Regions from separate parts of the Mus musculus genome. Here all the other regions are linked to region 3. The links are chromatin loops, found by intact Hi-C in ENCODE. Cell type or tissue: gastrocnemius. All regions are shown on one strand. Each heading gives the region's core, and the rest is flanking DNA. Links, peaks and the distances in the headings are about the cores only. Region 1 overlaps Fuca1 (fucosidase, alpha-L- 1, tissue). Region 2 holds the start of Fuca1 (fucosidase, alpha-L- 1, tissue). Region 3 overlaps Myom3 (myomesin family, member 3).

Region 1 (10,050 bases), core at 752-8,751, 130 kb before region 3:
AAGCGTGGAACAAATTTACGATCGCGGACAACATTCCTTCCAGGTTAGCTGTGACACTATTATCTGGTAACTGTGACACTATTATCTGGTAAGTACAGGTCACAAACTGGGCACGGAGAATTTATTCTAGGTGCGAGAACAGCAACTACTGACTAGTTTATCTATCCAAACCTTCAAAATAATAAGACACAAGGCAGATAATTTGTCTCTTGACAAAACTGTGCTAACGCGTGACATTAATGAACTTAGGGGCTAGTGACAGGTAATGCTTAGTGAGACACTAGCCTTCATGGGAGGACATGTAGACAATTCCGCCGTTAGACCTCAAGTCTTATCGATTTATGACTTGAATTGTTGCCGTAAACTTACTATGAGCTTATTGGAATGTAAAAGTATTTAGAAAATCATGTGATCAATTACCCTTCTCTAATAGTTCTGCCTGCTGGTTGTATGAGGTAGCTTTTAGAGACAGTATTTATACTGAGGACGGAAGTAGAGGGAGTGAGAGTGACAAGACCAGAGATCATCAGTCTCTGGCCTTCGTGCAGTGCTGGGTCCTGTGAAGGCCCGGGCAGGTCTGTGGCAGGAGGGACTGACAGAGTCTCCTTACCTTTGTGGCCGAGGTCGTTTTGGGGGATTTGAGGTTCACGATCCCATTTTCTGGCCAGTACAGGAAAGTGGCGTAAACAGTTGCGTTTTTAGTAGTGTACCTGGGAACAAAGAGACATCACTGCCCACGTCTGAGTCCAGCTGTTATCCCTAACATTCCCCCACACCCCAGTTAGATAGCTCACCCATCAAAGCCCTGGTGTTTGTCATCACCACTAGGGAGTGCAGTAAGGTGCTCGGGAAGGAAAGGGTCTGGAAAATTCATTGGGATTTTCTATTATCCCTTCACTGGGTTTTGTTAAGGTTTGTTGAAAAATTAAAATTAACCCTTGGGCAACTTATTTTCTAGAGCTTTCCCTGATGCCTCACTAGCCTTAAGCTTGCTGCCTCCCCCTTTCTCCCAAAAAAGAAGAGAAAGAAAAGAAAGACAGCCTAGTGGTAGCCATTAAAGGTGGTCCATGCACCATTCAGGAAGTAGATGCAGGTACATAGATATCTGTGAGTTCAAGTCCTTCCTGTCTACACACAGTTACATGCTGTCTCAAAAACAAACAACAAGCTGGGCTGTGGTGGTGCACGCCTTTAATCCCAGCACTTGGGAGGCAGAGGCAGGTGAATTTCTGAGTTCGAGGCCAGCCTGGTCTACAAAGTATGTCCCAGGACAGCCAGGGCTACACAGAGAAACCCTGTCTTGAAAAACCGAAAAAACAAAAACAAAAACCTTCTGCTGGGTGTGGTGATGCAGACATAGAATCCCAGCTACTAAGGAGGCTGAGGCAGGAGGACAGCTTGTCCCCAGGAGGTGGGGGACAGCCTACGCAGCATGGTGAAACCATGACCTACACATAGGAAAGGTACTCATTAGGAGCCGACGCCACAGAACTTGGTATTGAAACCTTCTCAACTCCAGATCCACGAGAAAACAACAGAGGGTGAAACAAGTGAAACACACAAGGGTGACACAAAGGTGACACATCCCCTGGCCCGAGAGGTCACCGTGTTCAAAGACAGGATAACAACCAGCTCACAGAAAATCATCCATAGGGGAGAAGAACAAAGGCACTCTGGTGTGGCACCAGGCTCCCTGCTCAGGCCTGGCGCTCCGCGGGGTCCTCACACAGATGATGGTAACTAGTCTTCAAATCGAGTCTAGGAAGCCAAGTACCATCACACACTTTGCAGTTGAAAAAACTGAGGTCCAGGGTCAAATAACTAGATCTAGAAGTCCGTGTACAAATAGGAAAAATTTAGGGTGGAGCTCTGCACAGGGTGGGTGGAGACAGAACCCAGCTGGGACATGAATCTTACAGCAAGAGGCAAGTAGCCAGGCAAGGACCTGAGGATGTGCCAGGTCCACAACAGCCACAGGCCAATGCTGGCCCACATCGGAAGTATGAAGTACAACACTGATAGGCTGTCCTGTGTGGTTTGAGCTCACTTAGAAGCTGGCTCTGGAAGCAGGGCGCCTTCCACCGAATTTTGGACCCAAGCATATTTGTCTCAAAGTGTCCTGAGGCCCCTTATCAGGGGCTGGGCTGCCCCCTAACTCCACGTCAGGAACGGAAAGAGAACAGATCAGAAGCAAAACCCCTGAGTTTTTGAGAACAGCTAGGTTAGCCATCTCCAACAGGGCTCTCATTGTCCCTGATACAAAGCACCCGTGTGTGTGTGTGTGTGGGGGGGGGTGGCGGGTCAGGAAGCCAGAGGCTCAGCCATGGGCAGCTCATCCGCGGAGACAAGGAACACTTGAAACTCCAGCTGACTCCCCCAGCTTCCCCAGTTGATTTCTGCTGGTGTTCGTGAGCCTCAGAGTGATGACATCACTCACTGTATTGTCTTACTTGTTTAGTGAGAAGTCTCACTCTGCTCTACCCAGGACTCCCTGTCAGGAACTCCAGCCTTAAGGGCTTCCCCAAGTGATTTTGGTTGGGTGTTTAAAGTACTCAGTTTAATATTTTGCCATCTATCTATAATCTATAATCAATCTACCTATAATCTATGTATCTATAATGTATGTATGTATGTATCTATCTATCAGCTATCACTTGTTACTAATTCTTTGACTTTAGCTTTACTATCACTCTGAACTGAACCATGGCTATTATCAGTCACTCTCCTGACCACAAGAGAAGGCAGGGCTCACCACACAACCGTCTTGTTCTTTTCCGACTGCACCCTCCAGGGTTTGGAGGCATAGATGGCCTCCCCGTTGATCTGCAGCCACTTGCCGACAGCAAGAAGCCTTTCTTGGAAGATGGGGACGATCAGACCATCTTTAGTTGGTCCAATGTTGAGAAGATAGTTGCCTCCCAAACTTACCGTCTGAACCAATTCCTAAAGAAGGCAGAAACAATAAAAACTGAGGTGTGACTACCAAGCCTGGCAGTGTCTAGAACACACAGACATTAGGGAATGCTAAGAGAAAAATCCCTGGCTTCAATCCTTAGCACCACAAAGGGGAAATGGGGGGGGGGTGAGTTACACCTTAGAGCTGGGTACGGCAGCAAATGTTGTTTAAGTACAGATTATATGCACCTTCGGCAAAACCGATGAAAGGGAAGCTGGGCGTGCTAGCCCATGCCTGTAATCTCTGAGGAGGGAAGAGGCAAGACGACCAGGAGTTCAAGGCTAGCCTTGGCTACCAAATTTGAGGCCAGCAGGGACTCCCAGAAGACTCGGCCTCAACAAAGAATACATACCATAAAGAGACATTCTGAAGACACTGGAGAGCAGGTATCTGCTGTGACCGCTAACAACTGTTGCTCAAGGCAGTCCAGGACTAATTTTACATACAGAAAAATTTAAAGGCGAGAGCCCATTAGAGAACACCTAAGGAAACTTCCATTGACTTTTGGTGTCTCCTCCTACTCTTGATTTTACGTAGCTGCAGCTACACATGGCACTTTATTCCATACCGAAGCAGCCGGCTGAGTACTCTTCAGTGTAGCTGTCCCGCCTACTGAATCACCCAGTAAGGAATGGAAACCACTCACATGCGAACTGAAACACCCCTGGGAAGGGGCTGGGAAACGATGGCCCAGAGGGGGCGTGCTTGCTTTATGAACAAGAAGACCTGAGCTCAGAACTCAGGTTCAAAACAAGACACACAAAAACCAGCAATGGCCAAAAGACTCTGGGTGTTGTGCTGGGTGTCACAAACACACTTGTGAACACATCAAAACAAACATTAGCACATGTTATGTTACCTGTGTACACACACACACACACACTCCACAAAGACAAGAGAAAGTTCTGGAAGAACAGCTCTGTAGAAAGAGCTTCCCCTGAGGCTGAGAAGATGTCGAAGGCAATGACCTCAGACAGTGAAGTCCCTTGCCACCAATGTGAGTGACGTAAGTTTGATCCTCGGGACTCAGGGTGGAAGGAGAGAAGTGACTCTCAAGCTGACCTCTGACCTCTGCATATACAACATGGCACACACTTGCCCCCACCCCAAACAAATAAGGAGACATAGTTTCAAGTTTTCAAATTCCAACCCCTTCCTCAGTGATAGGGACAATGTCCTTAGGAGAGCTTTGGTCTTGCTGGAGCAGCTGTGGCCTCGATGAAAGGAGTGTGTCACCGATGGGGTGGGCAATGAGACCCTCCTCCTACCACGTGACAGTCAGTCTTCTCCTGCTTGCCTTCAGAACAAGATGTAGAACTCTCAGCTCCTCCTGCACCATGCCTGCCTGGATGCTGTTATGCTCCCACCTTGATGATAATGGACTGAACCTCTGAACCTGTAAGCCAGCCCCAATTAAATGTTGTCCTTATAAGAGTTGCCTTGGTCATGGTGTCTGTTCCCCCCATTAGAACCTGAAGACAGTCTCCGTGTACTGTGGCCCGAGCAGGCTGGAGCCACTGGACTCCTGGTCAGAGGGCAGCTCAAAGACAGACGAACAGCTATGGCAATGCTCTTACCTCGATGATTTCATTTTCCTTGGCGATGGTCGACATGGTCATGTCTTTTCGATAGCCCCAGGATGCTCTGTCCATGCTGGTGCACATCTCCCACTTGTGGTCTGGCAAGCTCTGTGGCTTGTATTTGTCTTGACAGTTGTAGTACCCTCCATGATGACAGGAGCAGTTCTGGCCCCACCGGTCATTCACTATCACCTCATCCTAAAGGAGGGAGGAGAACGGGGTCATCGGCACAGCACCGCCTGGCTCCTTTATGCGACGCAGCTCCCTCCGGCAACAGTGTGTTTGGAAGGAGGAAGAGCAGGACTACACGAGTGCTTTCCCCTGGTGCTCGCTTGCTCTACAGAGCACATGCGGGACTCTAGACGTTTTTTGGCTGTCCCAGTGAGGGCCGTGCTGCTACCCAGTGAGAGAGACCAGAGATGCTGAGAAATGTCCTACAGTATTGAAGACAGTGCCTACTACAAAGCAGCAACCAGGGCTGGAGAGATGGCTTGGTGGGTAAGAACACTGGCTGTTTTTCTAGAGGACCCAGGTTCAATTCCTAGCACTCACATGGCAGCTCAAAAAAAAAAAAAAAAAAAAAAAAAAAAAAGGAAAGAAAAAGAAAAAAGAAGAGAGCTGTCTGTAACTCACACAACCCTCCCCCCAGATATACATGGAGGCAAATTCCAATGCACATGAAATCACCAAAAACCAAAGCAGCATCCAGCCCCTATCGTCAGCAGTGCCCGAGCCCAGGGACCCAGCAGAGGGATGCATGGACTAAGTGTGTATATAGAGAGAGTGCCTGTGGCCCAGGAGATGGCTCAGAGGGTAAAGCACTTAATTCGTAAGCCTGAGGCCTCTCCAGCACTCATTTGAGATGGCGCAATGGTTAAGAGTGCTTGATGCTTTGACAGGAGATCTGGTGCCGCGTTCTGGCTTCTATGGGGTTTTGCCTACACACATTACTCATAAACTTACACAGGCAAACATTCATACACATATAATAAACAATTAAAAAACTTGTGCGAGTGTTTTGCCTGCATGTATGTCAGTGCACAAGAAGGCCAGAAGAGGGCATCAGCTGCCCTTGTGCTGTAGTTCCAGGTGGTTGTGATTCACCTAGTGAGAGCATGCAGGGTAAGGAACTCAAAGAGCCTCTGCTCTGAGCCCTCTCCCCAGCCCTGGCTGTCATTTTTTTTATTTTTATTTTTAATGTGATTGGCATTTGCTTCCTTCCCGACACTGCATCTTTGCTTATGTTTTTTTTTTTCTTTTGTGATTCTCCTTAATGGGGCTGTCATCCCATGCACTATACGACCCAGCCCCATGAAGGCCCAGCCCGGAGGAAAGGCACCTACCTCTCTGGGTAGTCCTGGCTGTCCTGGAACTCGATTTGTAGACATGCTGGCCTCTGACTCATAGAGATCCACCTGCCTCTACCTCCTCAGTGCTGGGATCAACGTTGTATGCCATCCCACCCAGCTGTTTAATTTGTTTCTTGAGATAAGAGTCTTACTATGCAGCCATGGCTAGCCTGGGAACACACTGGGTAGACCAGGCTGGCCTCAAACTCATAGAGATCTATCCACCTGTCTCCTGAGTGCTGGGGTTAAAGGCGTGCACCACCACATCTGGTCCATCTCAAAGTCTGAATGATGGCCATCAACTGCTCACTCATAACGGTACATAACTGAGGCAGAGACAGTGGTGCCATGGTGAGTTACAGAGTGTTTTCCCTTTAAACGCTGAGCAGAGACAGATGTGGACAATTTAGACCATGGCATCCCGTCTGTGTTAACTACCTGGGGATGAACTGCACATCTGGGAGTCCCCAGAGACTCGGGGGACCCCTGGAAGCCAGGCTTGCCCTGCTGTTGGCCTGCCCTCCCGTGAGTGAGTGAGTGAGTCTGTCTCCAGCATGAGAGCCACCTCCACCAGCACTCACCACTCAGGGGTCTCTTCTTTCTCTCCTTCCCATTTTCTGAGTTTAGTAATGACTTCTCAATACGACCCCCACAGACAGGACTCCACCAGGCCACCTTCATCCAAGCTAAGTTTTAGTGCTTCTCTCTCTCTCTCTCTCTCTCTCTCTCTCTCTCTCTCTCTCTCTCTCTTCCTTATATGTAAGTACACTGTAGCTGTCTTCAGGGCGTCAGATTCCATTACAGATGGTTGTGAGCCACCATGTGGTGGCTGGGATTTGAACTCAGGACCATCGAAGAGCAGTCGGTGCTCTTAACCACTGAGCCATCTCTCCAGCTCCCGGTTTTGGTGTCTCTGATTACACCCAGGCCGGTGCATGCGAAGCACCTCTCTACCACCAACTAAGCTATTTCTCCAGCTACCAAGCTCCCCCCTCTCTCTCATTTTTTGAAACAGAATTTCTGTGTGGTTCTGGCTGTCCTAGAACTCACTCTGTAGACCAGACTGGCCTGAAACTCAAAGAGATCTGTCTGCTTCTACCTCCAGATGCTGAGATCAAAGGCGTGCGCCACCACCGCCCGGCCCGACCTGCTTTATACTTAGATCTTTCTTTAAAATCTATAAACCAAGAACCTGTAAAATCTTTGGCATTTTCTATCAGAGATCAAGACCTCCGTCATTCAGTCCAAGGTCCATAACACAAGGTGTAAACTGGCAGCCTGTGTACTGGCCAGTTACAGGGAAGGCTCAGTTACCCAAGCACCCTACAAAACCCAGCATAGGGCTGGTGAGATGGCTCAGTGGTTAAGAGCACTGACTGCTCTTCCGAAGGTCCAGAGTTCAATTCTCAGCAACCACATGGTGGCTCAGAACCATCCCTAACGAAATCTGATGCCCTTTTTTGGAGTGTCTGAAGACAGCCACACTGTACTTACATATAATAAATAAATAAATCTAAATAAATAAATAAATAAATAAATAAAACCCAGCATAAAGCTAGGAATGGTGCCTCACACCCATAATAATCCCAGCTCTTGGAGAGCGGAGGCACGATTGCTAGGACTGCCCCTGCTACAGCCTACCTACCCCAGCTGAGACTATGGGTAAGTATCAGCGTGCTCATTCACACTCTTTTTTTTTTTTTTCAGAACCTGTAATTCATAAGGTAGTTGATAACCACCTACCTTGACAGGGCTATCGTTGTAGAGCCAAGCAAGGAAGCTGGTGGAGTTCCAGTACGTGTCAGGACACTCCCACTCCCCGTCGGACCAGATCAGGTCAGGCTTGTAGCTGGAACACATGGGACGAGAACAGTTTGCCATCAGAATCTGTATCTAGTCCAGTCTTACGGACAGGTATTACAATAAATATTTACAAATTAGAACTGGGAGTCTGGCTCTGAGGGAGAGCACTTGCCTATCACATGTGAGGTCATGAGTTCCACTCCTAGCTTGTCAGAAGGAAGTCTCTTGATTGGAAAGGACCATAAAAATCACAATGCAGAAACTAAAGAGATAAGAAATCTTTTTTTTTTTTTTTTTGCTAACACAACCACAGTCTAAAAGAGCCTCAGAGACAGGGTGTGGAGAGGTGGCTCTGTAGTGCGGGGTCAGCAGTGGATGGCTCAGGCTCTGGAAGAGAACGGGCTGCTCGTCTAGAAGTTGAGACTCTCGTCTGATTTCCCACACCCACAATGGAGGTTCACAATCACCCATCCTTCAGTTCCCCTGGGGATCTGATGCCACTTTCTGGCCTCTGTTGGCACCAGGCGTACATGGAGAGCATAGACAAACATGCAGGCAAAACACTCAAACAGCTAAAGTAACGATTTTAGGGCCGGGTGTGGTGGCGCACGCCTTTAATCCCAGCACTCGGGAAGCAGAGGCAGGGGAATTTCTGAGTTCGAGGCCAGCCTGGTCTACAGAGTGAGTTCCAGGACAGCCAGGGCTACATAGTGATACCCTGTCTCGAGAAAAACAAACCAAAACAAACCAAAACCAAAAACCAAAAACCAAAACCAAAAAGTAACAATTTAATTTAATTAAAAGGAGAGCTGCAGGGGCTGGTGAACTGGCTCAGTGTGTAAAGGCGCCTGCTTGCCAAGTCTCACAACCTGAGTTCAGTCCCGGGCACACTGACTCTGCAAGTGGTCTTCTGACCTCTGCATGCACACCATGGCACATGCATGCACACACGTCCCAAATAAACTAAAGGGTAATAATCATAGTAATAATAGCAATAGTAATAATAATAATAAACTGCGGTACTAAGGCACATTTCCCCTAATCTCCTTCGCTGCCCCTTTAGAAAAGGAACTACATATAATCAGTAACTAATTAGGGGGGCTGCTCCCAGGGCTCCAGTCACCTCAGGGGGTGAGCGAGCCTGCTACTGCTCGCAGAGAATTGGGTTTGCTTCCCAACGTCATGGCGGCTCCCAACTGCTTATTTCAGGGAATTTGATGCTCTTTGGTTTCCTCAGGCACCTGCTGCCCATGGTGTACACGAACAACACATAAATAATAATTAAGCTTTGACAAAGAGGTTGGTGCTTGGGCAGGCCAGGAGGCTTGCCTTGAGCTGGCAAAGCTTCTGCTGCCAAGCCTGATGACCAAGCCTGACCCCCAGAATCCTCCTGGAAGGAGAGAACCAACTTCCGCAGGCTGACCTCTGACCTCCTCCACATGCGTGCTCATAAGGCATACGTGCTCACGGACACATCGTAATCAAACGTGACTGTGGCTCAGTGGCAGAGCACTGCTCAGCAAGTTGAAAGACCCATGTCTTGTCAGGGACCAAGAAAATAAAAAAAAGAGCTAGGTGTGGTAGCATTTGGGAACCTGAACCTGAGTTATTGCAAATCAGAGGCCACCCTGGGGCTCTATGCCCATCACCTTGTCAGCTCCTGTGATTTCTAACCCCAGTTCAGGGATAAAGAAGAAAGCAAGGGGGCTGGCAAGATGGCTCAGTGGGTAAGAGCACTTAAAGACTGCTCTTCCAAAGGTCCTGAGTTCAAATCCCAGCAACCACATGGTGGCTCACAACCATCTGTAATGGGATCTGACGCCCTCTTCTGGTGTGTCTGAAGACAGCTACTTACATATATAATTAATAAGTAAATAAATATTATTAAAAAAAGAAGAAAGCAAGGGAGAGACTAAGCAAGTTACTCTAAGCCACAAACTTTACAAAAGAAAAAAGCTAGGGGCACTGGCACAGGCCTATAATTCCAGCACGAAGAAAATCCCAAGCCATCAGGATTGCTATAGATGTGAGGTCAGCCAAGGTTAGATAAGACTATAGAGGGAGGAGAGAGGAAAGAAGAAAAACAACAACAACCCAAAAACTAAACTTGATTTCAGAACTCCAGACACCTGCACTTGTCCTGCCCTCTACAGGTGTTTTACAACTGTCCTGACAGTCATCTGACTAAAACCAGATGCAAGGGGACTGGCTAGAAGTTTGGGACAGTGGCTCATGGCTGTAATCCCATCACTCAGGGGATGCTTGAAATTAGAGGCCATCCTAGGTTACAAAGGAAGACCTGTCTCAAAAACAAACTAACCAACCAGCCAGCCAGCCAGCTGAGAATGGAGGCTCAGCCTGA
Region 2 (10,050 bases), core at 634-8,633, 120 kb before region 3:
AGCATAGCTGTGTTTCAATCAAACTCAATTTATAGAAACAGGCAGTCAGTCTACATCTCAGAGTCATAGCAGAAAGCAATCTTCCTTCTTTTTTTTTTTTTTTTTGGTTTTTCGAGACAGGGTTTCTCTGTATAGCCCTGGCTGTCCTGGAACTCACTCTGTAGACCAGGCTGGCCTCGATTGAACTCAGAAATCCGCCTGCCTCTGCCTCCCAAGTGCTGGGATTAGAGGCATGCGCCACCATGCCCAGTGCAATCTTCTTTCTTAAAGGCAAACATATCTAGGAGAGTTTAAAACCCGGATACGAACTGGTGGCAGGGGATAGGGCTTGGTGCTGAGGCTTGAATCTGCACTATCTCCCCCCAGGCTCCTGTTCTGAAGGCTTGTTCCTTTCCTGATAGTGTTGTTTTGGGGGTCCATGGAACCGTTCCGAGGGGGGGACATGCTGGCAGAAGTGGGACACCTGAAGGACATCCTCTAGTTCCTGCTGCTCCCGAGTCATTTGATACGTGAATGAATGGCCTCGACCACAGCGTGTGCATGCCATGTATGCAGATGCTCCACCACGCTGGTCTGAAAAGCAACCTTCCCTGCCTGAAGCTGGTTTTAACAGGTATGGTGGTCACTAACACAGAAGTGCCTAATGCATTCGGTGTAGGAGCGGCCGCCTAATATATGTGAGGTCCCGTGTTTGACCCTTAGCACCAAAACCCAAAGCCACCCCACCTCTTAATGGAGAAGTTAATTTCTATTATTAGTAGTAGTATTTGGCTTTTTGAGATGTAGTCTTGTTTAGCCCAGGCTAGACTCAAACTCACTACATACCTAAGGCCATTCTTGAACTCCTGACCCTCCTGCCATTGCCACCCAAGTGCCATCATGTCTGGCTACTCTGTCTGGCTTGGGTTACTTTGCCTCCCAAGTAATTAGCAGCAGTCTGGCTTGTTACTTCCCGTTAAGTGACAAGACTGAGGGGTGCTGAGGAGAATCAGCTGTGTGTTGCCCTCTTTGGTTTTTGATCGGCCGTCATCAGAGCTTGCCCTCAGGTCTGAACAGCTTGGTGTTGGATGCTGGTGGCTATGGAGGAGAAAGGTGGGACCCAGTCCCTGGCTTCTGTCACATATTAGAGAAGGCTCTGTATTGCAAGTTCTCTCATGGAAGTCCTTTGCAGGTTGCAAAGTTGACCACCATGGTCTATGACAGGTGTCCTCCACCCACTGTGAACTTTCTTTGGATCACCTTTGGTCCTGTGAAAACCACCAAGTCTCAAATTCAAAGTCTGGGAGTCCATCTGCTCTCTGGCTAAATGACCCTAGCAGACAAACAAGGGGACCCAGACTGGCTCTCTGGAGGGCTAGATAGGGAGGTTGGTGGAGTCGCTGGCTGTCCACAGACACCCACCTCTTCCGCACAGCTGCTCCCAACTCACCGACCAAATCACGGTGGGGCCCCACGTCCTTCGAGTTCCAGTTCCAAGACACAGGGCTTGGCCAGTTTGTGAAGCCTTCATGATGCTTTGTGGTCAGGACGACGTACCTGCAGGCATCAAAACCAAACGAGAACAAAGGAGTTGGGCGATGTCCACAACCATGGCCTTGCCAGGCATGTCTGAGAATTTTAACAAGTCGGGCAGGTCTTGATGAAAAGGATAGGCCCTTGGGATGAGTCACCATGACAACCGTGATGATGTTTCTATAGTGATAATTATCCCTGTGCAGGTATGACTCAAGAATGGATGGAGGCACTGGAGGTTCAGAGGCAGAGGGGAGGCTGGCAGAAGAAATGCTGTGCTACTTAGCTCTCAGGTTCAACCCTTCTGGAAATAAGTGATGAACCTGTGTCAACCCTGTGCCCCAATCTATTGGCAAGAGCAAAAAGCAGACACAAGCACCTGCTCGTTTTCTTTTTTTTTTAATATTTGTTTATTTATATTACTTATATGTATGAGTACATCATAGCTGTCTTCAGACACACCAGAAAGAGGGCATCAAATCCCATTACAGATGGTTGTTGTGAGCCACCATGTGGTTGCTGGGAATTGAACTCAGGACCTTTGGAAGAACAGTCAGTGCTCTTAACCGCTGAGCCATTTCTCCAGCCCCCATCTGCTTGTTTTCTTAACCAAGATTGTGAAACTGCCTGTCATTTAAGGTGACAAAGGCTCAAATATCTAGGACTGAAAAAAAAAATGTGTTGAGATAATCAGTCCATTCAATATATCACTTACTTTTATAGGAAAAGATAGCATGTTACATGAGATTTTACCACTAGCTGGTGTAGGGGCCCCTGAACTTCATCAGTCCTTCCTGCAATACATCTCTTTCCCCTTTCAAAAAGTCCTTCTGAAATATAAAATCCCTTCCCACTCAACAAGCAAATAACCACGCCCTCTGGGTATGGCTTGCAGAGCCTGGGCACACCTGTCCCATGAGCTTTCTGGAGCTTTCACTTCCAGATCATAGACCTGCAGTCTAGGACACCAGGCTCCTTCCTCTCCTTCCTCTCTCTGGGCTAGTTACCTCGTCCATTAAACAGGAAGTCTGGAAAAAGGCTGGAGTTCAACTTTGTAAATTACGGCTCTCAAGATGGCAAGATGACAGATTTCTGTTCCCTCAGGCCTTTTACTTGGCGAAAATACTAAGTGCCAGCTATACACAGCCTTTCCCTTCGGGGGAGAAAACCTAACGTCCCGAGGGAATAAAAAGTCGGAGTTTGGCAGAAAATCAATGAAGAGAGCGGAGGACTACACTAAGCCAGGAGCGGGAGGCTGCCCTCACAGTGGCCAAATCCCGCGTCCAAAGTCAGCCAATATTTTCTCTGGCTTAGAGGGCTCTCAAAACGCACTTCCTCTGCAGGGCTTTGCCCAAACAACCCCCTTCCTCCTCTGAGTTCTACTATAAGCAAGTGAGAAGTGAGGGAGACCCCAACAAAGAGCAACCCCAAACTTCCATCCTTCCTTCTTCCTTTAGAGGCACAGGGCTACAAGGAAGTCAGGCGGCGCTTTTTTATAAGCTTCCACGGACGGACGCTACCCGTAGCCTAAGGGGACTGGTCAGATCTACAACTCAGGGCCACCGACGGGAATCTGGGCTGTGTTCTGGACCTTTCAAACGAGACACCGATGTAGCCTGATTCTAGTCTCTCTCCGCACAGGTGTACCACCCAGTGCTTTCCCGCCTTAATTTTATTTTATTTTATTTTATTTATTTATTTTTTTAACTGATCCTCAGCTGGATTCTCGTCTTTAGCGTCCTTCCTCCGAGATGCAGAACGTAGGGTCCTGGACCTTCCGAGGTCAGGCAGCGCCGGCTATGGCCTGCCTGCTCCCGCCTCGCGCCCGTCCCGCACTCACTTGGCCCCGGCAGCCTGAAAGAGTTCGGCCCACTGATCCGGGTGGAAGAAGCGCGCTGTGAACTGCGGTGCGAAGTCGGCGTAGCTGAAGCCGGGCGGGTAGTTTTCTGTCATGAAGCGCTGGTAGGCCGGCATCCGATCGCCCTGCCAGTGCCACCAGAACCATTCACTGCCCCAGGCGGGCACCGAGAACACCCCCCAGTGCACGAACACCCCGAACTTGGCCTCATCGAACCAGCTCGGCAGTGGCCGCGAGTCCAAGCTCTGCCAGTCCGGAGTGAAGCGGCGCGGAGCCAGGGCCACTGCCTGGGCCGCAGCCACTAGCAGCAGCAGCAGCAGCAGCAGCATCCCAGAGTCCACAGCCCACCACTCAAGTTCAGCTCCTACATCCTTGCTTCCGGGCCCGCACCGCCCCCCTCTTAACACGCAAGCGCCGGCGAGTAGCCCCGCCTCTCAGAGTAACGATTGGCTTGGAAGGAGAGGGGGTGGGGTCAGGCTTGCGGCTCTGGAGCGCCCTCTGGCATTGGAAGGGAGAAAGACTTAAGGCGGCGTTGCTGGTTCTGCTCTATTGAATTTAAATTCCGTAGACTCGCCTAAGGATTTAATTGCCGGATTCCCCGCAAGTGAGAAAGACCCAAGGTGTGGGGAAAACTGGGAGAAGTCCACGTTGTTGCACCAATCTTCAGGGGAAGGCTGAAGCCAGGTCGTTTTATTTAGTGACTATTTAGGAGCCGCGGGTTCTCTGTGCTATACCTCCAGCCAGCAGGTGGAGTTTAGCAGATTGGAGAGTTGCCGAAGAGATTGAGAAATAACAAGGTTAGAAGGAGCTTTATGCGGAGGGAGAGAAATGGCTGCTGAAAGATTAAGGGCAGACGTGGTTATTTTAGTCTATCTTTTGTCCGTTGAACTTAACAAGAACTCCGAGGAACTTAAACATTTTTTTAAAAAAAGATTTATTTACTTATTTTATGTATATGAGTACACCATCGCTCTCTTCAAACATACCAGAAGAGGGCATCAGATTCCATTACAGATGGTTGTGAGCCACCATGTGGTTGCTGGGAATTGAACTCAGGACCTCTGGAAAAGCAGTCTGTGCTCTTAACCACTAAGCCATCTCTCCAGCCCTAGACATTTTAATTTAATTTAGAATTGTAACTTAAATTTATTTTGAGGTAAGGGGGTCTCAACTAGCTCAGGCTGGCTTCGAACTTACAGCTACAGTAACTTTGCATTCCTGATCTTCCTGCTTGTACCTCAGGAGTGCTGGGATTACAGGTAGGGGATGGCACTGCCATTCCTGGTTTTAGGTAGTACTGACCTTTGAACCCAGAGATTTGCTCTTGCAGATGCAGCACTCTACTGACTGAGCTACACCTCAAAAACTTTGAGGGTCTCTCAGAGAGCTTAGTTAGCATCTAACTGAAGAAAACCTGACTCAGGAGTACAACACTTGCTTGGTACACCGGAAGGCCGGAGCTTCAGTCTGGCACCGCTAAACAAGCATGCCTGACCCACACACAGGGGACCACTGAGGCATGAGGGACCAGAAAAATTGAGAGCCAAGAGAACCCTCTTGCCCTGGGAAAATCTCTAAAACTCATATGGCCAGTCACCCAATTCCTCTACAGTCAGCACACGCCCAATGGTATATGGTGTGTGCCCATAACTTCAGGAAGTATGGGAGCCAGAAGTCACATGGTCCATATGGCACAAAGGTCTCCATGGTTGCAGAGATAACCACAGCATGTTAGAGCAATGAGAGGTTTTAATGGCCCTGGAGAGCATTGTTTTCCCCACCATTCCCAATTTACCGAGAAGGAAACCAAAGCAAGGTAAAGGGCGGGGGTTGATCAAGACCACATAAGTGTGGACCAAAGCTGGTGCAGGAATTCACAGCTGTGGAAACTGTATTCCCTCCTCCTCTGTCAGGCACCTTGGAGAGATCGGCTTATGTTGACAGAACCAAGCACTTCCTCCTTTGAGGAGTAATAAGGAAACACCGTGTCTTTTCTGTCTCTTCCTCCCCCAAGTTGATGTTGAAATACAGTCTAAATCACTAAGCGTGGGCGAATCGACTTCTTCCCCTGATCCTCCCAAACAGCGATTAGAATTTGCAGCAGCTTTTGATGCACAGAACTTGTCTTGGGAAGAATAAAATGAGACGCCGTTGACCTTCACAGAGAAAACAAACTGTCACCTTGCAGAAGCTTAGGAGAGGCTGTAGAGCCGAGTGGACCTCCTTGCTTTATTAGGGAGGCTGATTTTTCTTTGCACTGGACACCACCCTGTTAGTTCCTTTGGGCAATGGGGAAGTCCTGTCTGCGGGCCGGATCTTCTAAAAGCAAAAGTATTAAATGTTTAAGAGTTTTCCTTTCACTGTGTCTGTGGTCCCCAGTGCCACCTACCCCTCCTACCACCAGCAGCGCCTTGAACCTCCATCTGTTGGGACTGCAACCTTTACTGAAGGGCAAAGGCAGGCACCCAGAGACACAGCGTGGGGCTGTGGACCTAGGATGCCTGGTTTGCAGCAGGAAGTCTTCCCTCCCAACTCCTTCTGCTTATCCTTCAGGACCAGAGTGTGGAAGAGGCCAGTGGGGCTGAGTCAAGCATCACTGGGAACAGCCTAGGACCCAAAGAATCTGTGTGAATATCTTGCTTTGTACTGAAGCTAGGCAAGACTGGGATAGTGCTGTGTGAGACACAGCAAAATGTCACAAGGAATAGAGTTCTCTGAAGACTTTGTACCTCCAGTGAACCCAGCTTCCTCTGCGCCCCTAAGGACCTAAGGTCATAATGGCTTTCAAGGCTTATCAGGATGTCGGGAGGGCCCTTTCCCAACAACAGGATACCCTGAGCTGACAGCTCCTGACGCTGTCTGAAGGATGTAAGCGAACATCCTTGGTCCTTAGGGCATCATAATTCTTGACCCCCAAGAGGCAAGGGTGACCTGAAGGTAGAGCCTCACATAGCTCTACAGCCACAGAGGATGAAGCAGGAACCAGAAGCAGCTGGTCTCTCTATCTTCAGCAGGACAGTCTAGAATCCACACTATGGAAGACATGGACATCTATGAAGTTGAGGGCAGTGGCCCCACGGCTGGGGTACTCTAGATTCCAGGAGAACAGGTCCCTTGTCTTCACAGATCTCCTGAATCCTTTAGTATCATCTCTGGAGGCCCCTCTGGCCTCTAGGTCTTTGGAGTCAGAAGGCTTTCCTGATTTGATATGAACAGAGCCTGCCATTCTTACAGGCCCCTCTCCACAGACTGGAAAAGGTAGGCATGACCAGGCCACCTTCCAGCCAACCAGCATTCCTTAGCAAAAAGGGGGATCTGTTTCCATTACCCTAGAACTGGCTTCAGAAAGAATCCGGGTCTGGAACCCCTCTCTCTTCGAGGGAGTGAACTGAACGGACTTCTGACTCGGGCTGTTTCCAGTAGAAAGACAGGTGGTGTCAGCAGTTGGAGCAGCCTGGAGTTCTGGATCCTGGCTCCTAGGTGGTTTTCACATCAGCCTCTGTTTCTGTAACCGAGGACCTTGGGCCTTCTTCTTTCCCCTCAGGTCCGAGGCCCTGTAGATACTTCTTCCAGCCTATCAGGCAGTGCTGGGCAGCAGAGCGAATCTCTCCACTCCGCAGGGCGTAAATGATAGGATTGACCATAGAGTTAACAAGGCACAGCATGGAACAGAAGGCGAAGGCCTCCTTGACCTGGTCACTCAGCGTGGTGACCAGGCTGTGGCCCATGAGAGCCAGTGCAGGGAACCAGCATATGAGCAGCACAGCCAGCACCAGGCCCAGAGTCTTGGCCAACCTCACGTCTAGCCGCATCCGAGCTATCCCAGGCACCTGCCTGTCCTGGTGCTCAGCCAAGGTGGCTACATGCCGGTGGGCTTTCCAGAGGACATACCCATAGGTATAGATGATGCCGGAAAAGAGGATGGCAATGAATAGAAGCCAGCCCAGTAGGTAGTCGTTAGGGATCAGTGGGAAAAGCTCAGAGCAGGGACTAGGGCAACAAGTCCACCCCATGAGCGGCAGGTAAGAAATCAATGCTGAGAGGACCCACATGACACAGAGGGCCACCAGTGCCCTCCCACGGGTGACTAGAGCTTTGTAGGTAGGCGGGTAACACAGACATAGGTAGCGGTCAACAGCGGTTAGCAGCAGGCTGCCCACAGAGGCTGTGAAGGTCATGGTCACACTGCCGATCTTCAGCAGGAAGATAGCGTTGGAGTCGACCCCGTGGAAGACGTGGAAGATGACAAAGTTGCAGGCGAAGATCACGCTGGCCAGGAAGTCAGCTCCAGCCAAGCTGCTGATGAACAGGTACGAGGGCTTTCTGCGGAGCCGCCGGGAGGACAGGATAATATAGAGCACGGCCATGTTCTCCAGGGCGCTCAGCAGCCCCATCAGGGTGCACAGCACCGCCACGGCGATCTGCTGGCCACTGCTCAGGATCATGTACTCCTTCATGGGGTTGAACTCCAAGCCACCGTTGGAGCCGTTGGTCACTTCTGTCTCCCGGCATCCCTCCATGGATGGGCTTTGGCTTCTTCTACTGGAGCTGTCCCAGAAGACTGGGCTGTGGGCAAGGAGAAAAGAATCCTTGAATGTTAACAGGTGATGACGTCAACTGAGAGCTGACACCAATCAAGCATTTACCCAGGTGCCGAAAATATCCATTTATTTTTTAATTTTTAAAATTTTTTTTGGTTTTTTAAGACAAGGTTTCTCTCTGTAGCCCTGGCTGTCCTGGAATTCACTCTGTAGACCAGGCTGGCCTCAAACTCAGAAATCCGCCTGCCTCTGCTTCCCACGTGCTGGGATTAAAGGCATGTGCCAACACTACACCAGCACACACAAAAAAAATTTTAAAGACTTATTTATTTTATTTATATGATTACACTGTAACTGTACAGATGGTTGTAAGCCATTATGTGGTTGCTGGGAATTGAACTCAGGGCCTCTGCTCACTCTACCCCACTTGCTCCAGCCCAAAGATTTATTTATAATTATATATGTAAGTACATTGTAGCTGTCTTTAGACACACTAGAAGAGGGCGTCAGATCTCATTATGGATGGTTTGTGAGCCATCATGTAGTTGCTGGGATTTGAACTCAGGACCTTCGGAAGAGCTCTTGACTGCTGAGCCATCTCACCAACCCCAAAAATATCCATTTATAGTTTGCTGCCAAGCATTTACCTTTTTTCCTCAAGCTAAGTCTTTTTGTTTCCAAACAAGCAGAAGTAACTTGCAAGATGTTTTGGTCTTTTGCTTTCTAAAAAGATAAATCCTGAAACTTCCCTTTGAAACCCAGGGGAATTCCTAGGGGCCACCAGCCAAGAGATCAAAACCTAGAAGTGGAACTGAAGATGTAGGGATATTGTTTTTCTCTATTATTGTTATTGTTGTTGTTGTTGTTGTTAGTGTGTGTGTACACATATGTGCTCACATGTGATGCGTATTGCAGGCATGAGTGTGCCACAGAGTGTGTGTGGAGGTCTACCAGGGGTTCTGGGATTTGGACTCGGGCCTTCAGGCCTCCTACTGCTCACTTCTACTCTCAAAGCCATCTTGCTGGCCAGATTCCCTTTTGCTTTTTGAAACATGGTCTCACAGGTAGACCCTCTTACTTCAGGTTTCAAAGCAGCTGGGATTCCAGACAGGTATGCGCCACCAAACCTGGCTTATATCTCATTTTGATTTCTGTGTTCTTCCAGCTTTGGTAAGATACTAAAGGCTTAGTAACTGTTTGGGGATGGGAGCCAATACTTTGGTTTCACCTCAAGTGTTGGGAAGATAAACTCAAAAGATAAATATTTTATGGAGTGGTGGTGCATGCTTTTAATCCCAGCACTCGGCAGGCTGACATACACAGATCTCTGTGAGTTTGTAGGCCAGCCTGGGCTACATAGGAAATCCCTGCCTCAAACACAACCTTTTTTTATACTCCTGTAGGGAACGTAGCTCAAGCACAGCACCTGGAAGGTGAAGGCAGGGGGGTCGAGTCAAAGTCATCTTTGGTTCTGTGAAACTCTGTCTTAAAAAGTAACTGTACTAGATAAGATATAGAAGTCCCATTTATTTAAACATCACATAAAGAATCATTTTTTAATATAAGCATGTCCTGGATTTGGAAGAAAAAACTTAGAACAAGTGAATATTGTATGAAGCATTAGTAAACTTCACAAGATAGCAAATTAAACATCTTTCTAAAAAGACAAATTTTCTAAACAGGTTATGTGGAAATATTCTATCTAGGGGGCATGAAATTTGACCTTATAAGCCCGGGAGTGATCAACAAACAAGCAAGAGTTCTCAGATGTCTGCTGGAGGGGTTATAGCTCCCATTTGCAAGAGACTTATGCAACTCTTGGGCATACTTTATAAAGAATTAAAAGAAAGGCCGAGAGGGGTGGCACATGGCCTCTCATCCCAGCACTCTGGAGGCAGAGGCAGGTGGATCTCTGTGAGTTCAAGGCCAGCCTGGTCTACAGAGCTAGTTCCAGGACAGCCAATGCTACCCCAAAACTCTAAAATTAACTAATTGACTAACTAACTAACTAACTAAAGGCCAGAGGTGATTGAGATAGCTCCACAGGTAGAGAAAGACTTTTTTTTTTTTTTTTTTTTTTTTGGTTTTCGAGACAGGGTTTCTCTGTATAGCCCTGGCTGTCCTGGAACTCACTTTGTA
Region 3 (10,050 bases), core at 948-8,947:
TATGAGTTGTGTGTGAGTGAGTATATGTGTGATGTATGAGTGTATGAGTTGTGTGTAAATGTATGTATGTGAGTGTATGTGTGTGCATTTGTATGTGTGCAAACATTTGTGAGTGTATGTATATGAGTGTTTGTATGAATATATGTATGTGAGTGTTTTTATGTGTGTGAGCATTTGTATGAGCGTGTGTATGAGTATGTATGTGCATTTGATTGACTGTGTAAGTATGTATGAGTGCATTGTGTATGACTGCATATGAGTGGATATGAGTGTGTGAGTGTGTGTGTTTGAGTGTATGTGTGTGAATATTTGTATGAGTGTGAATGAGTGTATGTGTGAGTGTAGGAGTGAGGGTTTGTGTGAGTGTGTGTGTACTGAGGGTAGAAATGAACACATCTGGTTTCCCAGGTGACTCCTTAGAGCACAGCCCAGCTCAGCCTGGAGAGCCTGGGCAGAACTTGTCTGTATAGGATGTGAGTTCTCCAGCCCGCTCCTCTCCCTGAGGCTCTGACACAAGGACCCCCTGCATTTCTCCAGAGGGAAGCCTGTTTTCCTCGGCTCAGAACATGGAGTCCTTCTGCTGTGTGTTTGCAGCCTTGAATCAAATCTGCAGCAACAGTCACTGAACTGAGAACGTGATTGCATTTTGGGAGATGTTTGCTGATGACAGAACCTTGGCCAGCTCATGGGCTAGACAAAGCACCTACTAAGCGCAGCCTCAGCGCATGGGCATGCTTTTGGGTTAAGAAGCCGAGGTCAGAAGTGACATCTTATCATAAGGCAACTCCCTCAGGGATCCTTAAAGATCCCTCCCACCTGGGCCACTTCCACACAGTGACTTTGGGGCAGGATCCAAGGCAGAGGTAAGATTTTCCTCTAAAACTTCTTTTTGACTCACAGAAGGTCATAAAGTCCCAGTTATATTGGGGTGGTACTGGAGAGAGCCAAGGTTCTCAGAGCAGGCCCTGGGGTGGACAGAAATCTAGGCGTGCCTCAGCCTTGTGGAGCAGACATGGCTGCACCCACTGGGGAGTGATTTCTGACCCAACTCTAGTCTTATGTCCTTGAACTTCATCTGTCAGAGCCTCAGTTTACCTGTCCACGAAGTAGCTCTGGTGTCCTTGGTGTCCTTCAAGGACTCAGGGATTAACACTGTGGGAGCCAGAAAGCCCCGCCCACACAGGACTCCACAAATACAAAGAACCCACCGAATGTCACATCCCTTTTGAGGAGCGATCAAGATGTGGGAAAAGACCCTTGACTTGCCATTTCCTTCCTAGTGAGGACCTGTGAACAGTTTCCCAGCATCCCCAGCACCCAGCCAAAGGCCGGGAAGTCAGCAGGGGGCAGGCAGCAGGCAGGCAGGAGGTCAGCCTTGCACTGGGAGGTCTTAGTCTTCTGTGGGTGTGTGGAGAGACCTAGGAAAGAAGCCAGCTTCAAGCTGCTTTTCTCTGACTTGCCTCACCAGGGCACATCCCTAGACTTGGGCAGGGAGCTCACAGAGAGCAGTAAGGTCAGAGGGGCTAGTGACTAGCCCCAGGCTGCATATCCTGGATCAGAACCAGGCCTGGAACCTGAGACGTGAAAAAAAAATCAGAAATAAGTAATCCTAGGCCTGTGTTTTGAAACATTTACGTCCTGGATTTTAAATGTTAATTTTGAGTTTTCAAAAATGCATAAATGAGTTCAGTTTGTTTATTTTTAATCTAATTATATTTGTTTGGTTGTTGTTTTGCAAGACAGAGCTTTTCTCTGCACTGGGTATCCTGGAACTCACCTTATAGACCAGGCGGGCCTCAAACTCACAGAACTCTTCCTGCCTCTGCCTCCCAAGTGCTGGGATTAAAGGAGTGAGCTGCTATGCTTGGCTTTAGGGGTTTTGTAGTTGTTGTTTGATTGTTTGTTTGTTTTTAAGACGGACATAGCCTAGGCTAGCCTCAAACACCTTTTGTGTCATTCACACTTCATTTCTGTGGTGCTTTTTGTGTATGCTCAACAAGCTCTCTGCCAGCTGAACCACACTCCCACGTCCTAATATTTATCTTCTAAAAAGCATTCTCTTTAACTATTTTATGTGTTGCATGTATGTCTGTGCACAGTGTGGGTGTAATGCCCATGGAGGCCAGAAGAGGGCGAACTGGAGCTACAGACAGCTGTGAGCATCGGGTCCCCAGCAGCAAGAGCTCTGAGCCAGCTCTCCAGCCCCACCCCCAATCCTTCCTTGACTGGGCTCTGGCGCTTCTGTGTGACCAGCTCTGCTCAGGCTCTTGCCCAGCACTCTTGTCACCATTCAGTGGGCAGCTGAGCAGGGTGAACCCCAAGTCCCACCTGCACTCACCCCCTCAATGGAGAGACTCCCATCTCCGGTCGGCGGGTTGTACTGCCCATGTGGCGCCTCTTTCTTCTGGAAGAACCACTGAAAGCGACTCTCCTTCTTCGTGTTTGTTACCTGAGGAGGACGGGGCATGAGGGAGCTCCATCAGACTTTCCATTTTAAGATAAAAACCCATGCTCTTTTACATGGCTCCTCCCACATGGCCCACCACCGAGACTCCTGGTGCACTAAAGCCAGCGGATCCCTTCCTTAAACTATATGTCTCAAGTCCTGACTTTTGCTAATGTCACTTCCTGCCTCTTGACCTCTTTCACTGTTTTTTTCTTGTGAATACTTAGGCCTCTTGATGAAGTCAGCTGTTACCGCCTCCAGGAAGTCCTCCTTGAAGTATCCCAAAGGGCATAGCCTTGCCTCATAACTAATGAGTTTCCTGAATGTATCTGATCAAGGATAAGGCATGTGGTATTTAGTAATTCTGCCTTGTGCTGTGTCTTCCCAGAGGCCCAAGGGAACTCTGGATGCCCAAGACCTTGCTGAACACTGATGGCATTCTTCTCAGAAAGAGCAGAATGGTGAAGGGGCTTTCTTGCACATTCTCAAAGGACCTGGGCTTTGAGTAAGGGTGACTGGGTTGGGACCTGGCCCCTGACACCTTCATGTCTTCAGTTTGTTACTTGCTTTCCCGCCTCTGAGGCAGCATAGAAAGTGTGAATGAGGGGCTGGAGAGATGGCTCAGAGGTTAAGAGCACTGACTGTCCTTCCAAAGGTCCTGAGTTCAAATCCCAGCAACCACATGGTGGGTCACAACCATCCATAAGAGATCTGACGTGTGGGGAGCGGGTGTGGCGGCAGTCCCAAAGGCGCCAGGGACTGCAGCTAAGTCATATGACTTGCACCTGACTTCCTCATATAAGACACAAACATCTTGAGTGCTGCGCAGGTGTACCAGGATACAGGTGAATCCAATTTGGTGGAGATTTGCCCCTGCTGCCCTGATTAGCTGAAGCCTCGTGACTGGCGAGGGGGCGTGGCCTGCGGTGCGTGGATGAGAGAGAGTATAAAAGGAGTGAGAGGCCCAGGGTTCGGGGGAGATATAAACAAGAAGAATCAGGACTGAATAAACTGCTGTTAGAAGGACTGGTGGTCGCGTCATTCTTGCTGGTCGAGAGCGGGCGCGACACTGACGCCCTCTCCTGGTGTGTCTGAAGACAGCTACAGTATACTTAGATATAATAATAAATAAATCTTAAAAAAAAAAAGTGTGGATGATTCATACAGACACACATGTGTCCATCTGTCTGTCTGACTATGTGTGTGTGTGTGTGTGTGTGTGTGTGTGTGTGTGTGTGTGTGTGTGACTGTGTCTCTCTGTATGCACACTTTCTCCCAGGGGCCACTTCCCAGGCGTGGGATCAGCCAGTCACAGGAGATAGAATCCTAGGGTGGAGTTGGCAAGGATTGGCACTGGGCTTCGGGACAAGTCACAGGTCATGCCTCACTGGACTGATGGCCGGGTTGGAGGAGGGGTGTAGACTTGCCTTGCACGACAGAAGCACTTGGCAGTCATCTGTGACCTTCCAGGTCAAAGGCTCCTGGAAATAGGGACCTGCAAGGGAAAGAGGACAAACCCAGGAGTCATGAGCTTTAAGCTGAACCAGGGCGCCACCTGGTGGCTAGACAGGGGAAAACAGCTGGGACGGAGACTGCCAAAGACTCTGGTCTCCAAGACCAGGGCAAGGACTGCGGTCGGGGGAGCAAGGGGCCTGGGGTCTTCTTAAACGAAGCGAGTTTTAAGGAGACACTGGCCGGCCTCGGGCTTGGAAAATGAAGTTTTATTCTGTTATCAGGGCAGGACTTGACCAGATCATGGTGAACCTCCCTGGCTGGGTTGGTATTTTTCAGCACTGACCAGTGGCTTACCCTGTTTTCTCTTCCAGTCTCTTCTCTTTGCGTCTGCCTTTCTCAGGAGCTTGTCAAATTCTGTGAATACACCGGGAGGAAACGGCATGAGTGAAGAGAGCAAAGGGAACTGGGGTGGGTGGAAGACCAGGGACGTGCTTAGCAGACCTTATAGGCCTGGGGAGCAGGGAATGATGGTGGGGGGTGGGCGGGAAGGATGGGTTCAGGCTGGTGGGGTGGAGCAGGTGTTTCAGGGAGGAGAGGGGCCAGGCTGACCGTCATCCACCAGGGCGAGAGTGATCTGGTTCTTGGCTTTTCCATCTTGGAGCTGGGCGGTGTAGGACCCCTTGTCATCTTCGGAAAGTTGTTGGATGATAACTTCCACTAAGCCCTTCTCTCGGTCAAAGTTGATCTTGCGGTTCTGGCGGAACAAATCCCTGAGTTCTTTTTGGGCATTTCCTGTCCTGGGAGCTCTGTTGGGAGCACACCTCAGGATGCAATCAAGATTGGGGTGCTATGTGCAGAACAGTCAACCTCCAGGGACTGGGGAGGGCTTCCTGGTAGCGTTTCCCTGCTTGAATAAACTGGGAATCCTCAGCATGCCATGCTTGAGTTAATTATAATTTAATAGCTCTGTAGTTGTACTGTGCCCCGGTGGTTATTTTCAACTTCTTTTACAATTAAAAAAATTGTTACATTTTAATCATTTTAATTGTGTGTGTGTGTGTGTGTGTGTGTGTGTGTGGTATGTAGGGGGATGCATAGGCCACAGCACAAGTGTTGAGCTTAGAGTACTACTTACAGAAGTCAGTCCTGTGTTCTTTCTTTCCTTTTTTTTTTTTTTTAGAAAGAATTGTTTATTTTATGTATATTATATGAGTACACTGTAGCTGTCATCAGACACACCAGAAGAGGGCATCAGATCCCATTACAGATGGTTGTGAGCCACCATGTGGTTGCTGGGAATTGAACTCAGGACCCCTGGAAGAGCAGTCAGTGCTTTTAACCACTGAGCCATCTCTCTAGCCCATGTTCTCTTTCTGGGTGGGTGAGTTTTTTTTTTTTTCTTAAAAGATTTCTTTTTATTTTCTGTGTACAGGGTTTTGTCTGCATGTCTGTGCACCATGCACACACAGTACCCGCGGAGGTCAGAAGAAGACATCGGATCCTCTAGAACTGGAGTTAAGGAAGACTGTGAGCTGCCATGTGGGTGCTGGGAACCGAACCTGGGTCCTTTGCCACTGCTCCTAACCACTGAGCAGCCTCGCCAGCTCCCTGGGACCCCCATATTTTTTGAAGCAGGGTCTTATGTACCCAAGGCTAGCCTCAAACTTGCCCTGTAGCTGAGGATGACCCTGATCTTCTGAGCCTCTGTCTCTGCCTCCTGGGCGATGAGGTCACAGGCTGGCATTACCCAGCATTCCCCCTACACTGTAATAAACCCACTCTGTACAACTAACAACCATTTACAGTTTGCTCTACACTAACAGCATACAAGTTTTATTCTCCGAGTTTAGGTCCTTACTACCCTGGCTCTATTTGCATGTATGACAGAAGGGAAGGACCTACTTGGCTGATGACCCAACCAACATCTACTGAAACCACTAGACCAATGGTTCTCAAACCTCCTAATGCTGCGACCCTTCAATACAGCTAGCTCTTCCTGTTGTTGCTATTTCGCTGCTACTTTGTAACCGTAATCTTGCTACTGTTATGAATCATAAGGTAAATCTCTGTGTTTTCCCATGGTCTTCCATGTGAAAGATCATTCAACCCCCACAACGGGTCAAGAGCCATAGGTTGAGAACGTCTGCTCTAGACTTTACAGCGCCTCTGATAATGTGCAGCAGGCTCTATGTGTACTCCTTACACACAGCTTTCAACTATACTCCCTGGTCCGCTCCTGATCCTGGGAAAACCTGCCTGCCCTAGTGTGCAGACACAGACAAAGACACAGAGATGGAGGTGGGGGGAGAGGGGGAGGGAGGGAGGAAGAGAGGGAGGGAGAAAGGGGGAAGGAGGGAGGGAGGGAGAGAGGGAGGGGAGAGAGAGAGAGAGAGAGAGAGAGAGAGAGAGAGTCCCTTTCTCTGGAAGATATATTCCCTCCCTCCCTCCCCTCCCCCTGCTCATCCCTCCCTCCCTCCTTCCCTCCCTCCTTCCCTCCCTCCTTCCCTCCCTCCCTCCTTCCCTCCCTCCCTCCTTCCCTCCCTCCTTCCTTCCCTCCCTCCTTCTCTGGTTCTAATTCAGGGTCTTGCCCACACACGGCATGCGCTCTAGGACTGAGTGGCACCCCAGTCCTAATCCAAGAGTTTGGATGACTGCTTTGCTGTCCTGGAGATGAAGTTCACAAATGACAGGAAACTGTCATAAGACTGTAATCTACTGGTTTTCAGTAAAAATGATTGAATGTCAATAGCCCATTCTAACAACCTACTTACCCTGTCCTTACACATTAGAATGAAAACAGTGTAATAATGTACAAATGTGTTGGCTGTAGATTCTTGGATACAATGTGGTTCTACTGACCTATGCTGCAGCCCCTTGTCCTGATTTGTAACGGGGTGGGGGGTGGGGGGTGGGGGTGGGGAGGGGGAAGCAAACGTTTGGAACAGGAAACCGAGCAGAGAGAAGAAAAGCTCTTCCCTGGGTGTCTGCTAGGCCTGTGAGAAAGTGCTTGCTTTGTATTTACATCTAAAGCAGAGGTTGAAGCTTGGAAAACTGTCAACCCCAGAGAGGTTTTCCCATCTCAGGGATGCTGGGAAGGACATTTTCAAATGGCAATGGGCATGGAAATGTCCACGCACTGGTTAGTAACTGCCCCCCACCCCTACCCCCATCCTCGTACTGAAAGCCAGGCGACCTCGCCTGCACTGCTGAGACAGCCAAAGCGGCCGCTCTGACTAGAATGACAGCTGGCCCCAGGCCCCAGTTCATGGGTGCGGCCTTGCGTGGGGCAGGGGAACCTCCCCAGGGACCGTGGGCACCATTTACCGGGGAGCTGAAGATCTCCTTCTCGTTGAAGATGAGGTGCAGCTCGGCGGCGGGCGACAGTTTCTCCACCTCCAGCCACAGCCGCACCTCACCTTGCTCGAGGATTTCCACGTTCCAGCCAGAGATCAGCTTGATGACTGAGAGAGACAGGACCTGTGTGGGTGGGAGCCCTCTCCTCTCCCCACTCCCCCTGTCCCCGCGACCTACCCAGCCCCTCTCTGTCAGGCCACGCCCACTCACCCTCTCGGCCCCGCCCCTCTCCACCCAGCTTTGCCTTGGCCCTGAATGTGGGAAACACTTGTAGAGCCTGAAGAGGCTGACCCTGGCTCGAGGCCCGGAAGCTCTCTGTAGACTGAGCTGATTTCAGAACCGAATTTCCACTTCAAGGGACCTTAAACACTGGCGTCTGGCTTCACCCTGCCCATTCTGACTTGGCTGCAGCCTCGCTTGGGCATGGGATTTGGAAAAGTTCTTAATATGATTCAAATATGGGATCAAGTGTTTGACTGGGCTTAAGGATTCCACCATCCAGAGACAAGGCCGGGAAGCGGAGGTTTACATGATCTAATGTTCGGATGTCTCAAGAGCTGATAGGGGTGGTGGCGATGGTGATGGTGATGATGGTGGTGATAATGATGATGGAGATGATAATGATTGTGATAGTGGTGGTGACAAGGATAGTAATGGTGATAATGATATGGGTGGTGATGATAGTGATGTTGACGATGCTCATGTTGATAAGAGCCGCCTTGTTTTCCTCCTTTGCACCTCTTTGGCTCCCACTGGCTATCCTTTGCCTCTGGTCTCTTTCCAGCCTGTGGCTCCCCTTTCTCTTGCTCTCAGGTTATATATATCCTTGCTCTCTGCCTGACTCAGCTCTGCGCAGCCCAGGTTCACAGGCCATTAGGAACCAGGTTGCGCCTCAGTGTTTACCTGGGTTTCTGATCTCGTGACTCAGCTTCTTCAGCTTGTTCAGCTCTAGGGCAGAGAGGGGCATGGAAGAAAACAGACGCAACGTTAGGTCACAGGGTTCAAGTACAGCCAGCCTGGGGCCTCCACGCGGAGACGGTCCAAGGGAGCGCCACACTGGCATCAGCTAGGGGCTCCTTGGAGACCGCTGGTGGGCTTTGCTCCTGGGGCACTGTGGGAGATGCGGCGGCTACCCAAGGCCACCCTGAGGTCACATATGCTCCTCAGAGAAGCATCTCTACATGGGGGCTCTTCAGTAACAGCCTCATTAGTGCTCGGCTCTGGGCGGGCTGAGCCTCAATGTCCACTTGGCTTCTAAGAGCATCGGTACCTGGGCTCTGGGACAGGATCTGTTTCCCTGAGGAGGTGTCAGGGCGTGAGGCCATTACCTTCCTCCGTCAGCGTGTGGCTAGCAGAGGTGTCTTCGTCGGCATCGGGGACTACCACTGAGTAGATGCCCAAGTCCTGAAGGTCAGGTTCTTTCAGGATGACCTTGGACCTGGCAGAGAGAGGTGAGCTGACCTCTGAGATGGGGCTTTGGTCTTGAAAACACAAGACTCCCTCACAGCCTGTGGAGGAGGCATGTGGGGAGGGGAGTGGACAAAGCGGGGGTGGGGGAGTTGAGGGACAGGAGCTCTGGTCACTTGTGCTCCTTCCCAGGTCCTGGCCAAGCTGGACCCTTGCACCCCCCCTGAGGTCCCCTCCAGAGCGCCAGTGTGGCCCACGCTCTACAACCAAGCCAGCCAGAGTCTCTGTGTCTGCTTCAGGAACTTAGGCAGCAGCACTCATCACTGCTTCTCAAAAAAGAATCCCAAAGAAGGTCTCCATTTCTGCCCCTAAGGCATCCTCCCTGCTTCTCAGCCAGCATTCCACGGCAGATGGGGCAGCCCTGGCCAACCTGCGTGTCTCCCTACCGGTTCTGCCACCCTTGGGTGTTGTTTCCCCCAAGCCCCGCCCCGCCCCGCCCCGCCCCGCTCTGCCTCTAGCCCCTCCCCCGTCCCACCCACCCGCCCCGCCCTGCTCACTTGCTAATTTCATCTTCCACCTCCACCCTCTGTGGGTCTGGTGGGCCTTGGTAATCCTTGGACCACTGAAACTCAGGGAAGTCAGGGGCTTCGGGGGCTTCAAAAGCCAAGTAGATCTGGCCCTCGTCGTCCACACCAACTTCAATCTCCTGGGCGTCTGGGGTGAGGTTGAGGAAGGGACAGCAGGGATTTCCCTCAGACTTCTTGTGACCTCTAAAGCCTTTTGTGATCCTCAACTCAAATGTCACCTCCTGCAAGAAGTCCTTCTTGACTGACCCCCCCCCCCACTTTCTTTTCCTTCCCCTTCCTCCTCTTTCTCCTTGCCTCGCTTAATTCTTCTCTTTAACACAAAAGTTTGCCACATTAGCCCAGGCTGGCCTAGAATAAACTATGTAGTACAGGCTACCCACGATTCTACAACCTTGCCCTCTGGAGCACTAGGGTTACAGGTGAGTGTCACCACACCTGGCTCCTGTCTTTAAACATTCCTTTTCTCTTCTTTCTCTTCACCTCTAAAGTGCTGTGACAAGACTCAGACCTAGGCAAGCCTCCCACTGCTGAGGGCTATCTCTGCCTTACTCCTGGCTCTCCTAAGACTTCCTCACGGACCACTTTGCCATCTGCCTTTGCTGCCCCCTCCTATGTCCCCCATGTCCCCCCTCTCGACAGCAGACCTCTGCTTCCTCATCCACAGCTGTACCCCTGGTGCCGTGTGAACCTCCCTCCCCAAGTAGTTGTTGACTGAACGCTTAATAGACAAGTGCTTTGTAGTCACCAGGGTGGGTGAGTCTGTCTTCTGCTGCCTGTGGGCCTTGGTGGTTTATTTGTTTT

What was found. Hi-C counts contacts between places; a loop is a spot of excess contacts. Peaks named below come from ENCODE experiments on the same cell type or tissue, not always from the same donor. Only the 100,000 strongest peaks of a DNase experiment are listed, where the experiment ranks them.
Region 1: a loop joins it to region 3, with 3 times the contacts of the local background. A loop is called at or near these places in 25 of 42 quality-filtered maps.
Region 2: it touches region 3 in a loop (4-fold over the local background); 22 of 42 quality-filtered maps call a loop at or near these places.

What each region holds. Positions count from the first base shown.
Region 1 is chr4:135,927,583-135,937,632 of GRCm38, reverse strand. Fuca1 (fucosidase, alpha-L- 1, tissue) reads right to left here. Exons shown (of 8, transcript NM_024243.4): 4 at 7,629-7,734; 5 at 4,534-4,734; 6 at 2,753-2,943; 7 at 611-710. Among named protein-coding and RNA genes, the nearest start is that of Fuca1, 12 kb to the right of the region's middle. In gastrocnemius, for the core only: a CTCF peak has its summit at 5,584 (motif pointing right); a DNase peak (open chromatin) is centred at 5,593; H3K27ac peaks cover 1,023 bases.
Region 2 is chr4:135,914,453-135,924,502 of GRCm38, reverse strand. It overlaps Cnr2 (cannabinoid receptor 2 (macrophage)), which reads right to left. Exons shown (of 2, transcript NM_009924.4): 2 at 4,284-7,936. The coding sequence starts at 7,890. The coding sequence ends at 6,847. Fuca1 (fucosidase, alpha-L- 1, tissue) reads right to left here and starts at 3,777. Exons shown (of 8, transcript NM_024243.4): 1 at 3,353-3,777; 2 at 1,402-1,536. The coding sequence starts at 3,699. In gastrocnemius, for the core only: a CTCF peak has its summit at 3,897; DNase peaks (open chromatin) are centred at 2,778, 3,006 and 3,805; H3K4me3 peaks cover 2,211 bases; H3K27ac peaks cover 3,520 bases.
Region 3 is chr4:135,795,607-135,805,656 of GRCm38, reverse strand. It overlaps Myom3 (myomesin family, member 3), which reads right to left. Exons shown (of 37, transcript NM_001085509.2): 22 at 9,220-9,376; 23 at 8,584-8,693; 24 at 8,159-8,203; 25 at 7,226-7,362; 26 at 4,511-4,655; 27 at 4,256-4,315; 28 at 3,874-3,941; 29 at 2,339-2,449. Among named protein-coding and RNA genes, the nearest start is that of Myom3, 41 kb to the right of the region's middle. In gastrocnemius, for the core only: CTCF peaks have their summits at 2,116 (motif pointing right) and 4,010 (motif pointing left); DNase peaks (open chromatin) are centred at 2,188, 4,003 and 7,485; H3K4me3 peaks cover 496 bases; H3K27ac peaks cover 2,179 bases.